2 separate regions of the Mus musculus genome follow, and region 2 is linked to region 1. A link is a loop called in an ENCODE intact Hi-C map of the cell type or tissue named here. Cell type or tissue: left cerebral cortex. All regions are shown on one strand.

Region 1 (8,000 bases):
TCACTGTTGTATGTTAGCAATCATTATTTCACCCAACTACCCAAGGTCTTTTACCCACTCAACCACCTTTACTCATGAAAATGGTATGACAACACCTTCACCCACAATTATATCAGGACCTACTAAGATCATATCTTTCTTCTAATGTAGAAAAGTCTGATACTTGGAGATACAGGCATTCAACTTCATTTTTGTTTTTTCAAAATGTATTTTAAGGACTTTAAAGTATTTTATTAAATATTTTCTTTATTTATATTTCAAATATTATCCCCTTTACTCATTTCTCCTCCCAATTTCACCCTTTTCATCTCCCCTCCCCCTGTTTATTAACCTACCCACTCCTGCTTCCCTGTCCTAGCATTAACCTACACTGGGACATCGAGCCTTCACAGGACCAAAGGCCTCTCCTCTCATTAATGTCCTGCAAAGCCATCCTCTGCTACATATGTGGCTGGAGCCATGGGTCCCTCCATGTGTACTCTTTGGTTGGTGTTTTAGTCCCTGGGAGCTCTGGGAGTACTGGATGGTTCACATTGCTGTTCCTCCTATGAGGCTCCAAACCCCTTTAGCTCCTTGGGTTCTTTCTCTATCTCCTCCATTCGGGACCTAGTGCTCAGTCCAATGGATGGCTGTGGGCATCCACTTCTGTATTTGTCAGGCACTGGCAAAGCCTCTCAGTAGACAGCTCTTGTTGGCATCTACAATAGTGTCTGGGTTTGATAACTGTATATGGGATACATCCCCAGCTGGGACAGTCTCTGGATGGTCTTTCCTTCTGTCTCTGCTCCACACTTTGTCTCTTTATCTAGTCCCATGGGTGTTTTGATACCCCTTGTAAGAAGGATCAAAGTATCCATAGTTTGGTGTTCCTTATTCTTGAGCTTCATGTAGTCTGTGAATTGTAAGAGTAATGTTTTTGTATTTTTCAATTAAAGGGTTTTTTTTATATGTTTTAACATAGTACTTAATGCATAAGAAGAAAGGAATCCCACCAGTCTTCATTGTTAAGCTAGTACCAGAACATTTTCTTCAAAATCCTAAAAATCTAGCACAAATTTTCTTCATGCTAATCAAATGATATCATAGTGAAAATATTAAGTGTCAAGATTATCAGCAGGATCACATATCAAGTACCACTTCCAACACCAATAAATTGTAGAGAGTCTGTTAATATAAAGCACAGCCTTTTGTTACCTCATTAAGATTTCTATTCGAATCCATCCTCAGCATATATTTCTATCCACTTTTTATCTTTATTACAAAAGAATTGATATAAATATTAGATAGATATTCTCTGAGATGATTTGTGTATGTATATTGGCCCTAAAACATATAACAGAAATAGATAAAATGGTTTGAGGTGTTTCCTTTTTATTTTGAATATTTCAAAGAGTCAAAACACATCACCATAATTTTTGGTAGCTAGTAAATATTAGTTATAGTAATGAAAAAGTATTGACTTTAGAGTCTGAAACCCTAAATTCAAATCCTGAAGGTTCAAATACATAGACAAAAACAATTTTTTTCTAACTACTTTGAGCTTAAACTTCTCATCTTAGCTCAATAATTATGACTTTGTCCAATCCTTTTACATATTTAATAAGGCAATGATTTTTAGTCTTTCCTAGTTGTGGGAACTGCAAGCTATAGCGATGACAGTCTTGGCAAGAAATTTCTGCTGGTGCAATAATGGCAGACACGTTATGGGAGTGACTAACCACTTTATGATTGGATTTAAAACCTGCTCCCCACAATAAGTTGGAACTTAAGTCTTATAGTATTAGCTGTACCAAAAATCTGTGGTTATCAAGGCATTGACCCTAGGGGAAAACCTAATATTATTATTCTACTAAATGGATATGATAATAAACTGATCCCTAAATACTTTTTTGACCCCTAAATTCTTTTCTTTGTACTCACAGGTTAGTGCATCTCTCAATACTCATCAGAGAAGCTTCTTTTTACAGTAAAGTACAATTATCACAGAAACTGGTGAAAGTGTAAACAAGAGACTGTGTAGTATTCAATTCTAATCAATGCTGCCCCCAGGCTTCAGGGATCATCACAGAAGGGCTTAAGAAAGATTGTAAAAGGAAGCAGTGTAAACCTCTTTAGAAAGCAGTGTTTTTGACAGACATAGTGCTGCACCTTCAGGACCTGCACAGGATCAAGCCAGCCAAAAGTTACAGAATGGATAGGAGAGAGGCTCATGAAGTTCCATCCTAGCTGAGGGTCTATTGTCATTGATGTCTGCTAGGAGAGGCATTGACAGTTTTCTTCAGGGATGCGCCCTTTAAAAGGTTAATCATGCTCCAGTATATAGCCCTATATCCATGCTCAATAGGCAAAGTCAGAGGGTTAAAAAAACAGTAGATTTCTGAGGGAATGGTTGTAGAGAAATCGGGGATAAACCAGAGAGGCTTAAAGGTGAGTGGATTTTATCAAAACACACTACATATAGTATGCATTGAGAAAACCTAAGCTTTAGCCATACATATAATAGTTGCAATTTTTTATTGGATATTTTCTTTATTTACATTTCAAATGTTATCCCCTTTCCTGATTTCCCCTCTGAAAAAACACCCTCTCCTCTCCTCATCCTTTCCCGCTCCCCTTGCTCACCAACCCACCCACTCCTGCTTCCTGGCCCTGGCAATACCCCACACTGGGGCATAGAGCCTTCATAGGACAAAGGCCCTCTCCTCCCATTGATGTCCAACTAGGCCATTGTCTGCTGCATATGCAGCTGGAATAATGAGTCCCACCGTGTGTACTATTTGGTTAGTATTTTAGTACCTGAGAGATCTGGGGGTACTGGCTAGGTCATATTGTTGTTCCTCCTATGGGGCTGCGAACCCCTTCAGCTCCTTGGGTCCTTTCTCTAGCTCCTTCATTGGGGACCCTGTGCTCTGTCCAATGGTTGGCTGGGAGCATCCACCTCAGTATTTGTGAGGCACTGGCAGAGCATCTCAGGAGATAGCTATATCAGGCTCCTGTCAGCAAGCACTTGTTGGCATCCACAGCAGTGTCTGGGTTTGGTGATTGTAAATGGGATGGATCCCCAGGTGAGTCAGTCTCTAGATGGTCATTTCTTCAATCTCTACTCCACACTTTGTCACTGTAACTCCTTCCATGGGTATTTTGTTCACCCCTTCTAAAATGGATAGAAGTATCCACACTATGGTCTTCCTTCTTCTTGAGTTTCATGTGGTTTGTGAATTGTATCTTGAGTATTCTGAAATCCTGGGCTTCTGGGCTATTATCAGTGAGTGCATATCATGTGTGTTCTTTTGTCATTGGGTTACCTCATTCAGGGTGATACCCTTCAGATCCATCCCTTTGCCTAAAAATTTCATAAATTTGTTGTTTTTAATAGCTGAGTGGTACTCCATTGTGTAAATGAACCACATTTTCTCTATCCATTCCTCTGCTGAGGGACATCTGGGTTCTTTCCAGATTCTGGCTAAGGCTAACAGAAGCAAATTTTTACAAATACAATCCTTGTAGTTTTAAAAGAAAATATGAGTTCTGTGACCACCTTAATTTCAGAGAACTCCATAGGAAATTTGGATGGTTTGATGGTTTCCAAAATCACATAAAAAAATCTTTATTCTAAACTCCCTATATCAGGGTTTGGCACCTCTGTGCAGTCAAGGGCTAATAACTATCAGAGAATCCAATCTCAGATAAAACATGTCTACCTTTACTTAAAAACTATTGGGCCTAGTTTCTGAAATACAAACTTGTAAATATTTGTATACACACACACACACACACACACACATACATAAATATGTAATACATCGAAACATACATACTTATATACATGCATATCCATGGAAGTTACTCCAAAAATCACGTATGCGTTGGACTTTGACTGTAATTCTACCCCACTCATTTTAACATGCCTTTGGTTGAGGTGTTAAAATAACTGAGTAAAGAAGCACAGCACTTTCTTATTGGCCATGAACGAAAACAAAATCCACCACACCATATCATTATTAAAAACTATTTGTGAATGAGACAACAACTGCCACGAGTGTGTGTGAACCAGTGAATTATGCAGTGCCTACCTAGCCTGACTCCAGTTGTTTCAATGGCCTCTTACAAAAAAGAAGTTACATTCCAGCTGACGTTCAATTGGGAGTAAACTACTTCACTTTTAAATTATAGAGGAAAATACATCATTCTTGAGGGTTTATACATAATACAGGTATGCATGCATGCATATACATGAGTGAAAGATACACAGACCATGCATGTGTGTATGCATGTATGCTTGTGACAGAAAAATAAGACTGTGCAGTTACTCATGTGTAGGCATGTAGCCCCACTTCTTGTTTACAGGAAAATGGTTCCAGAATGATCTTAACATAACACAACCCATGCTTGTTCACATCTCTGCTATATAATGGCAAGGGATTTTCATCCCTTGTACTATAAATTGTCTCTGGGTTTATCCATGTGATCTATAATTGAATCAGAGCACTGTGTCAATATTTGTTGCAAAACATTATTTATAAATTAATAGGGAAAAAAGATGTATGTACACAGACCTTCTAATAAAAATGCAGCAGTTTGTTTACAAATATGTTCTGCTCACAATAAACTGATCCCCCATATGTAGAACAGTGGTTGTGGGGTGCCAACTATTTTCACATACACACATTTTATACACACCTTGTCCCTTCTCCAGACACAAGAGGCATGTGTCTCATGGGGGATACTTGAATAGCTCCATCTTGCCTTTGAAAATTATCACGTCTTTTGCTGAAGAAAACTGTCAACCTTGTAGTGATAGTCAGTAGCATGGCATCAGTGGAACAAGTGCTGGTGTGAAAATCACAAGAGCTATTTGGGGCAGAGAGCAAAGCTGGGTAAGGACACACAAGAGAAGATCTTGCGCTCCCCCTAGAGGCTGGTGTGTGCAGATGCTTCCCTAAGGTTTTGGGTTTTGTTGTTGTTGTTTGTTTTAGTTTGGTTTTGTTGTTGTTGTTTTTCCCTTCTTGGTCCTGAGGCTCAGAAACAGCAGTATCCTTCAACAGAATAACCTGCTATCAGAACATGGAAAGTAACAGAAAAGAATCTTTCTTGTTTTATTTTAATCGTCCCTTAATTGGCCATCTGGAAAAACAACAAAAGAAGTAGAAATCTAGAAATCCCAGTAACAGCTCCCCACAGAACTTCATAACACCATTACATTACATGAATTAGAAGCAGTTATATATTTTGTGAGCCTCAGTAAGCAGCTAATGAACTGACATTTTCTCTTTTGTAATAGCACATCGTGCTATGTCCACATGACAGTATAAGTCTAGGGGACAGCTGATGATGTCAGAGGTAGCAATGACTTTCCCATCACTTCATAAAACTGGTTTTGAATCATCATTTATTCAGTCGTTTGTTTACACAGAGTAAGGAAAATTTTGTCAAACTTATTTTAAAATTCTATTAAAAAGTAGAGGGCCATATCATTCTTCAGATATGTAAGAAGTCTACCTTCCTTTTCTTCCCTCTACTTTTAAGTTTTTTAATGTGAAAACTTATTTCTGGTTGAACCTTTCCCCAATCATCTTCTACCCAGTGTGTCTCAATAACTAAGGATGTCCTTTAGCACCTATACATGTGGATTATCTACCCTTGCATAACTGACTTGACTCTTTATAAACTGCTTGAAACTGTAGAGAGTTTTAGAATGCCAAAATTCCAGCATTGTTTGCACAATGCAAGGAGGATCCTAAAATAAAACATGTTGGTTGAAGCAGCTTAGACTCTTCAAAGCAAATTCCATCATTATGTGAGACTATCAGAAGAATAAAGCATGAAATTGCTAGTTCTGAATTCATTGCAGCCTTCCACAGAGCACTATGTTATCTGGGGAAACAGGGTGGGCAGGAGGAACAGAAAGGAACAATAGTAAGTTTTCATGTGTTCAGTTTTGTGTATCTCCAGCATCTATTCATTCACTCTGTCTAGAGCCCACCTACTGCCATCTGACAGGCATTTGTGTAAATAGCACATTAACAAACTCTCTAGTTATTTATTGCTAGCGTTTTTTTAAACGCCCCCAAAACCACATCTTTTAGCAACATCTTATAATTTTTTTTCTCTTGGGGTTCTGTGGGTTTACTGGCTCAGTTAGCAACTCTCACTTGTTTGTGTAAGGAGACTTCAGACCAAAGACAGGGTAAAGGAAAGAGATGTCCGGCTTACAGAGCAAGACTTGATATGATACTGGCTCTTTTCTGGAGGCTCAAAACATTTTTGACCCTGGGACCCACATATGTTTCTGGATGATGCTTAGATTTCTAATCACCTACCACTTGGACTGTAGGAGGGAAATGGCTCCCAATCAAGCATTATAAGAGACTTTAGGAAGAAGTCACAAGCTCCTTTATGCATCACCTAGGGAAGAAAATGACACCTTGCTCTCCAATTACAATCAACCAACAAAATCATGAAAATGCTCCAGGTCTAAGAGGAATGAACCAAAGGCAATGTATTCTAGTTTTTGTGATAAGGAATGTCATACCCACACAACTAATGACAGCAGAATTTCCCACAAACTACTACAAAAGATAAGTGCAGCCCTGTGATTTCCATAGCATAGAAAACATTTTTTTCTATTGATACAAACTGACATGTGTTCTTCATGAATAACAAATTAAATCAACAAAACTTTACAGTGATGGTATCTCAACTCCCAGGTAATCTCTGAACTTCCCTTATTCCCATTAACATGCAATCCCTATGTTTAATGTTGCATGTTTAAACTATTTCCAGCTACCCCCAAAACATTACTTTTGGTTCCTTGCACTCTTATCACCTTAATTTTAGACTGAGTGGACTATGTCCAAGGATACAGCCTACTTTCTTACACTACACTTATATTAGGCAAACCTCCAAGCAATTTCATGGTCTTGCATTCTTGAAACTAAAGCTCAAGGTAGCTTCTTTTTATTTGTGTAACACAGCAGGATTCAGTGCTTCCTTCAGCCCTAAGCCATTGGTATTGAATGTTGAAGAAATGAAGAAATAATTAAGTTTTCAAACCCTCTGAAAATGGCATGCCCTTAGAACATGTGACTCGTTTCAGTTTTGTCCTGTCTCAGAATTAAATTAACTTGGATATAGAATAAACTTTGTTACTAAGTAAAATTTCTTTATTTTTTTCTTTCTGAATTTATCCCATAACTTATTTGTCCCTAAGTTTGCCTAATCAGATGAAATCTTCATGAGTATTGTGCCCCCACTAGTGTGTTCTCCCTGAAGATAATAGGTTATCAAATTAAGCCTGCTGAGAGCCTAAAAATCCATTTTCATTGTTTGAAATATCAACTTATACCAAGATATACAAAGGGTTCTTGCCAAAGCAGTGCTCCTTAAAAGAAGTCAGGAAAGAATGAGTTTTCCTACAATCGAAAATTTTCATTCCTAGTAAAACTATGCTTCAGATAACATGAATTTTGCATTTAAGAACATAAAAAAAGGTTTAGGCTCAAGAAGTAAACTGTTCTTTTTATTATCACCAACTCAGCAAGTAATCTTTAAAGTTCTTATGGTACTAATGCTGTGTCTACGCAAGCCTCCACCTAAATCAGCTCTTTTCATCTTGCAGGTCTCGACCCCTTTTTTTGGGGGGGAGGGCTTCACATGTCAGATATTTATATTATGATTCATAACAGTAACAAAATTACAGTTATGAAATAGCAATGAAATAATTTTTTGATTGTTGGTCACTTCAACATGAGGGACTGTATTAAAGGATCCAAGTGTTAGGAAGGTTGAGAGCCACTGACTTAAGTGAATATAAAAATAGAGAAAAGACCTTGAGAGGCCTGGAGAAGGGACAATTGCTGGCATGAAGCAGCTCATTACTTATGTAAATGCAACCAGAAAGAGGCAACACAAAATGGTGTTTGCCTTTGTTTCAAGATGCAAAACACATAAATCCTTTAAAAACATTTTGAATCAATCATGTAATACCCAAGGAGCAGAGC
Region 2 (8,000 bases), 1.3 Mb before region 1:
GAGTTGTTCCCCCAAGGAAGGAATACAATACCTGCTATCTGCCCAGAAGGCAGGTTCTGGATGAAGTCTAACCTGGTGACTTTTGCACTATCTGTGTGGCAGAAGATCACAGTATACCCTTCCTCAGGCCCTTATCATAAGCTTGTTTTTTTCACCCAGTCGGTAGTACCTATCTCTATAGAAGCTGTCACATGCAGTCAATCTATAGAACTCATCATTATGGAAGGTGCCACATGTCATTTACAAAGAGCTTCAGTGTAGTCATGCTCAATTTTTATCTAGTTTACTTTATTCCTCAAAGTGATTTATGTATGCTTTATTGTACATACAGGATTGAGTTAACTATCACTAGAAAGTTTTCACCAAATTGTGTTGTGCTTAAAATACCAAAAATACAAATAGTTGGAGTCAGACCACAGAAGTATGAGCCAACTCTGGCTACTGACTCATGTTGAATCAAGCTTCCTTCTCGCCTCCTGTAGATCATCGCTCTGCTGGCTGTGGAGGTCACAGAGACTCTGCATCTTTTGTCATGTGTGTTGTTGCAGCAATAAGACAAATAGCTAATACACTACACACTTGTATAGATATTTCTGCAGCCTTCTGGTGGTCCTATCATCTTCTGCAATCTGAGCTCTGGTCACAAGTTTGTGGGACACTGAAGAAAAACAAAGGAAAGAGATGGCCATGTGGTCAGGTCTAGATGTGTGTGAATGCTTATGAAGCAGAAGGAGTTTGGGTTTAATAAAGACAGGGCCAGGAATAAGTTAGACCTACCTGGCCAGAAGCCAGGGTGGAGGGGTCTAGAGGGACTTCCAGTTACTCTGTCTCAGGATACAGCTCAGATAAGGAGACAGATCTTCTACCCTTCATGACCTAAAGTCTTTAATGATAGAACAAGTTGCCATCTGTTTCATTTTTAAATGGACATTTATATATCAGCTTCTGCTTCTAATGTCCAGAGCTGACAGCAAAGAAGAGCGTCAGCGTGTCTTAAATTCTAACCTTTCTTATTTAAGAGACACCAAGAAAAAGAATGACAACTTTTGAGCTTCTCTACACGTTCTCTTTTTTCTTTTTTGTAAATTTAAGGATATAGATATTTCTTTTGTATTTATGAGAACTCTGTTCTCATGCACAACAGAAGAGGGCATCAGATCTCATTGCAGATGGTTGTGAGCCATTATGTGGTTTGCTGGGAATTGAACTCAGGTCCTCTGGAAGAGCAGACAGTTCTCTTAACCCCTGGACCATCTCTCCAGAGATTCTTCCCATGAATTTCTACGTATTCTATGCAGACATACACACTGTAATCACTATGCTGCATTACAGATGAGGAAACTGAGGCTACAATAACCTGGGAAAATTGCTGGGTTACAGAGAGATGATTCCAGAATGTGAACATAGCCCCTCTGCGCTGTACAGCACCATGTTTCCCCCTTTGTGATCACAGGACATTTTACCTGCGGGTCACGTTCTGGTGTCTGCTCAGAGTACATGTGAAATACAGCTCACCTCCAGTGTGGCCATGAGGCATCAATCTTAGTTCTTTTGTGTCTTTCCAGCTTGGCTATGAGAGAACAAACACATTCATCAGGGTCGACCGAGACCACGATTAAGTGAACTGACTGTGAGCCTTGGGTTTACAGATGTAGGTGGGTCTGACCTTGGCAGCAAGGGGGCTCGTAAATGAAACTATGACATCCATAACTTCGAGATGCTGTGATTTACATCGCCGTGTAAATGAGAACCCTTTAGCTATACTGTGTGTAGGCTGCAAATTGTTGAAGACACTAACCTCCTGGATTGAAATCAGTGCGGTGATAAGGGCTACCTGCCTGATCACTATGTGCCAGAAGCACCAGAGATGTTTACGTGTCATCTCTACATGCCACACAAGAGCACAGTGAAGTACATGTTGATATGCTTGTTTTAAATATATAGAGTTCAAGGATGGAGATCCTTTTGATGGGTTTTCATAGCTGGTAAATAAAAATATTGACACTTAAGCATTTGGATTTGGTACTGAAGTCTGTGTACTTCCACATCGATTGTTTGCTACTCAGAATATAATCCCTTATGGGTAGCACCACCTAGGAGCTTGTGAGAAATTCAGGATTCCAGGTTGTACCCTACTAGTTGATGGGCATCTGCATCTTAACAAGGATTCCAAGTGATGCTTGGGCATACAGAATTTCAATGCACTGGTCTGAGTTACATTATCTCAATTTCTTTTTTTTCGAGGTCTTGATTCAATCTTGATTGCCACTGAGCATGCCTGTTCTAAGTTCTCCTGGTGGAGAATTCTCCCAGTTTTCTTAGATATTCATCACAGACCACAGAAACTGCCAGACCTGTGATACTTTATGTGGCCAGAAGGTGGCACTGGTGGAATCTCTCCCAGCATCTATGGAGATCTCCTTATAGCAGCAAAGGCAGAAAGCTCAGACCTGGGTCACAGGGAGGGTGCAATACATGGATTAAAAATGTCACTGGTCCAATTTGAGACCCATTCCACTGACAAGCACCAATCCCTAATACTATTAATGATATTCTGTTATGCTTGCAGACAGGAGTATGTTGTCCTCTGCAAGATTCACCCAACAGCTGACTCAGACAGATGCAGACACCCACAGACAAACAGTGGATAGAGCTTGGTAACTCTTATGGAAGAATAGGAATAAGGATTGCAGGTCCTGAAGGGGATAGGAACTCCATAGGAAGAGCAACAAAGTCAACTAACCTGGACCCTTGGGGCTCTAAGAGTCTGAACCACCAACCAAAGAACATACATGGGGTGGACCTAGGGCTCCCTGCTCATATGTAGCAGATGTACAGCTTGACCTTCATGCGAATCCTGAACAATTGGAATGGGGACCATCCCAAAAGCTGTTGCGGGTTGGTGCATTGTGTTCTACTAGCTGAGCTGCTTTGTCTGGCCTCAGTGGGAGAGGAAACAGAGAATTGAAGTGTCAGGGTGGAGGGCATACCCAGGAGATCCTCCACCCATTCAGAGGAGAAAAGGAGCGGGTGGGTGGAAGAAGTATTGTGAGAGGGGGTGTCAGTGAGGGGGCAGTGAACGGGATGTAAAATGAATAAGTAAAAACAACAACAAAAAATCAAAACCAAAACAAACACTCAACCACCACCACCACCACCACCACCAAAACGTCACTATGGGGGCTTTGTAGCACTATGGCAAAGAGGAAAGGGGATTTTTGTCAATGTCTGTGTTTCCTAGGAAGTGGTGTAAATAGTTTCAGCAGAAAACCAAACCAAACATGGTGCACCGCTGCTGAGCTGCAGTCTTGTAGCTTGTCCTCAGGCTCAGGAGGAAAGGCAGCATGGGGCCTGGCTACTAATGCTTACTTTGCTGCTTATTCCATCAGAACTTTGGGTCCTGGGTTCGTATCCTGCCTTTGAGAAATCAAGAATGCAAGGTCATAATATAATGTTAAGGAGCAACATTCCAATAAGTCAAAATTAAGGAAATCCCTTTGTTACACTGTGCACAGATCACCATGCCCAAACTCATCTAGTTAATGACTTGCATTATTTCTAACTTTATAATGTATATAAAAGTGAATATGGGGGGCACAAAGATGGCTCAGTCAAGAAGTACTTGTACATCATGAGGATATGAGTTTGATGTCCAGTACCCAAGTTTAAAAAGACAAGCAAACAAATAAACAACCCCCCAAATGGTGTGAAACAGCATATGCATGTAATTGTAGCAATGGGAAAGTGGAGACAGGAGGGTCACTGGAGCTCACTGGCATGGCAGCCTAGTGGAAATGGATGGCTTCAGGCCAATGACAGACCATGTCTCAAAAATAACACGGAGAACAGTTGAGGAAGACATCTGATACGAACCCTCACACATGCACCGATGCACACACATGTGTACACACATGAACACTCAGACAAAGATACAAAAGAGTGAGTATATAAAACAGAAAAGAAAATCATGAAATAAAACATCCAAAAGAATTCCCTAAACCCCAAAATTCTGGTGCATAAATGATACCTTTACTAAATAACTGCCTAACACATTCCTATAGGATTTCCATCTTTCTTTTCTGCTAGTTCTGAGACAGGTTCTCTGTAGCTCTGGCTGTCCTAGAACTTACTATGTGAACAAGGCTGTCTCCAACTCCCAGAGATCCACTTGTCCTTGCCACGCCCCCCAAATGTTGGGATTAAAGGTGTGTGCCACTACACCACGTCTGGGTCTCCATCTTTCTACATTTCTCTTTTGGAATTCATATGCTTTGGTGATCTTTCCATATTAATTGCCATTGAACAATGTTTTCATACAAAGGATTCAAAAAGGTCAGCTTGCTCCTTCTTTAATGTTGATCCCCATTTCTGCCTGTCTTATTTTGATAGCTGGGATTTGGAAACTGTAGGTTTTCAAATAGAGTCTCGGTGTTGCTAGCATTGTGAAAGAGTGCTCTTCAAATACTAAACCTGCACCACTGTGTTTCATCCTGGTCCCACCAACAGAGCACAACCATGGTGTGTCTGTAACTCTATGGTCTGTATTATTGAGTAAATTCTTGAAAGAACTCCCATTTCAACTAAAGGTCAGAGAAAATTCTGGCTGCTGCCATTAATTGTATATATTTTATAACTTGAAGGATTTCCCTGAGGTAAACATCATGTGTTTCAAACCTTCTGATTCCTTCAGCCCCCACCCTCATTGAATTCTGGGGGCAGCTACACATGAGCATGCTCCTAGGGAGACAGAACTGGTAGCCCTTTACAGCCACAACAGGTCGTCACAGGAGCCAGAGTCTATTGTGTATTATTATGCGGGTACTATTCCCACTGCATCTCCTTTGTCTTCTAGCTCTGTCTAAAGCAGGGCTGTCCATTGCTGCACAAGGACTCTGAACTGCAGGGGGCAGCACAAGCTATGAGCAAAGGCCGAGCAAGGCTCTAGAGGACCCTAGTAAGGATGATGGGTAAGCTTTCACAGCATACATTTTTCCCACTTCTCCTGAGCTGATTAAAAAACATCAACCAGTGTTACTTGTGTTCTTTGTTTTAATGACTACTTTCCCCACCATAATCCTGACCCCTGGAATATTCTCAAGTGGGGTTGGAACAGGTAAACTGTGCGTTTCCCTTTCACTTCTAAAGTGAAGGTTTATTCATTCAGAGAAGCATGGATCAGCTAGGTATGACCTCTGGCTGGTGCTGATTTTCTGCCCCTGTTCTTCCCCTGATTTTCGAACTGGGCTCCCTTATGAGGATGTATCAAGTCAGATGCAGAGTAAGGTTGGTTGAGAGAATGCAATTTCTCCAACCAGAAGCCATTCAGGAGCTCTACAGTGAAAATCCAAAGGGTGTTTTTGTAGGGCAAACATGGATGTGAAGTGAAGGAAGTAGCTGATTGGTCACATTCCACAGCTGGCATGTCTGTCTAGCCCACTGGACTATTCTTAGTTAATTATACCTTTGCTAACGGATTCTGATTGATTGGGCTCAAGTTCTGTTTTCTCTAATAGGGATTTACAAGAAATAGTCCAAGACTTTGCTTGCACATGCAAATCAAGCAGTTAAAGTTGCTTTGGGGAGTATGTTAGTCATCTCTCCAGCATGGTAACAAATAACAGAGATAATTAACTGCATAGGAAAAGGCTTATAGTGGCTGGGATTTAGAGCTTTTAGATGTCTCTGATAGTCGTGCTGGAGCATGTCCGGTCTAGAGAGCATGACAAAATACTACCTGTCCCCTAGGAATGGATGTGAAAGGAAAATGAGAAGAAATCAGCCTCACCATGCCTTTCCAGGACACATCCCAAATAACTCTAAGGTTTCCTGCTAGTCCTTATCTCACAAAGGTTCATCCATTTTCCAATGCTTCCACACTGGGTAGGGGGGTAGTATTTACCCTTTAGCCTTTGGAGGCAGTTTTAAAGATGAACTCTAGTAGGGATGATTAGCTTTGCTAGTTAGACACTCTTTGGCTTTGCTCTCTCTTTTAATTTACTTTAACAACTTTATAGGGCCAATGACCCAAGTTTTTCAGGTAGTAAGTGACATACAAATAAGACTGCACATATGTGTGTGTGTGTGCGTGCATGTGTGTGCGCGCATATTGGTATTGTGTACATGTATATGCTTAGGTGCATGCATGTATGTGCATGTATGGGTTGGTATTGTAAGTATGTGTGTATGTGTGGGTGTTTGCATGTGTGTGTGGTTGTTATGTGCATGTGTATTTGTATACATGTGTGTGTGTGTAAATATGTGTGTGTGCATGTGTCTTGTGGCAGGAACTTTTAGATTAAAAGAAATGTGAAAGGAAGGTACAATATGCAAATTGGGTCTCTTTTTTTCCATTTTTTATTAGGTATTTAGCTCATTTACATTTCCAATGCTATACCAAAAGTCCCCCATACCCACCCACCCCCACTCCGCTACCCACCCACTCCACCTTTTTGGCCCTGGCGTTCCCCTGTACTGGGGCATATAAAGTTTGCGTGTCCAATGGGCCTCTCTTTCCAGTGATGGCTGACTAGGCCATCTTTTGATACATATGCAGCTAGAGTCAAGAGCTCCGGGGTACTGGTTAGTTCATAATGTTGTTCCACCTATAGGGTTACAGATCCCTTTAGCTCCTTGGGTACTTTCTCTAGCTCCTCCATTGGGAGCCCTGTGATCCATCCATTAGCTGACTGTGAGCATCCACTTCTGTGTTTGCTAGGCCCCGGCATAGTCTCACAAGAGACAGCTACATCTGGGTCCTTTCGATAAAATCTTGCTAGTATATGCAATGGTGTCAGCGTTTGGATGCCGATTATGGGGTGGATCCCTGGATATGGCAGTCTCTACATGGTCCATCCTTTCATCTCAGCTCCAAACTTTGTCTTTGTAACTCCTTCCATGGGTGTTTTGTTCCCAATTCTAAGGAGGGGCATAGTGTCCACACTTCAGTCTTCATTCTTCTTGAGTTTCATGTGTTTAGCAAATTGTATCTTATATCTTGGGTATCCTAGGTTTGGGGCTATTATCCACTTATCAGTGAGTACATATTGTGTGAGTTCCTTTGTGAATGTGTTACCTCACTCAGGATGATGCCCTCCAGGTCCATCCATTTGGCTAGGAATTTCATAAATTCATTCTTTTTAATAGCTGAGTAGTACTCCATTGTGTAGATGTACCACATTTTCTGTATCCATTCCTCTGTTGAGGGGCATCTGGGTTCTTTCCAGCTTCTGGCTATTATAAATAAGGCTGCTATGAACATAGTGGAGCATGTGTCCTTCTTACCAGTTGGGGCATCTTCTGGATATATGCCCAGGAGAGGTATTGCTGGATCCTCCGGTAGTACTATGTCCAGTTTTCTGAGGAACCGCCAGACTGATTTCCAGAGTGGTTGTACAAGCCTGCAATCCCACCAACAATGGAGGAGTGTTCCTCTTTCTCCACATCCATGCCAGCATCTGCTGTCACCTGAATTTTTGATCTTAGCCATTCTGACTGGTGTGAGGTGGAATCTCAGGGTTGTTTTGATTTGCATTTCCCTGATGATTAAGGATGTTGAACATTTTTTCAGGTGCTTCTCTGCCATTTGGTATTCCTCAGGTGAGAATTGTTTGTTCAGTTCTGAGCCCCATTTTTAATGGGGTTATTTGCTTTTCTGAAGTCCACCTTCTTGAGTTCTTTATATATGTTGGATATTAGTCCCCTATCTGATTTAGGATAGGTAAAGATCCTTTCCCAATCTGTTGGTGGTATTTTTGTCTTATTGACGGTGTCTTTTGCCTTGCAGAAACTTTGGAGTTTCATTAGGTCCCATTTGTCAATTCTCGATCTTACAGCACAAGCCATTGCTGTTCTGTTCAGGAATTTTTCCCCTGTGCCCATATCTTCAAGGCTTTTCCCCACTTTCTCCTCTATAAGTTTCAGTGTCTCTGGTTTTATGTGAAGTTCCTTGATCCACTTAGATTTGACTTTAGTACAAGGAGATAAGTATGGATCGATTCGCA

What was found. A loop is a pair of places that touch in the nucleus more often than their neighbours do. Peaks named below come from ENCODE experiments on the same cell type or tissue, not always from the same donor. Only the 100,000 strongest peaks of a DNase experiment are listed, where the experiment ranks them.
Region 2: a loop joins it to region 1, with 8 times the contacts of the local background. A loop is called at or near these places in 8 of 42 quality-filtered maps.

The regions. Positions count from the first base shown.
Region 1 is chr14:39,529,773-39,537,772 of GRCm38, reverse strand. No RefSeq gene overlaps it. Among named protein-coding and RNA genes, the nearest start is that of Nrg3, 61 kb to the right of the region's middle. In left cerebral cortex, a CTCF peak has its summit at 4,916 (motif pointing left); DNase peaks (open chromatin) are centred at 4,859 and 5,938.
Region 2 is chr14:40,786,198-40,794,197 of GRCm38, reverse strand. No RefSeq gene overlaps it. Among named protein-coding and RNA genes, the nearest start is that of Sh2d4b, 100 kb to the left of the region's middle. In left cerebral cortex, CTCF peaks have their summits at 2,365 (motif pointing right) and 4,913 (motif pointing right); DNase peaks (open chromatin) are centred at 2,379, 4,882 and 5,562.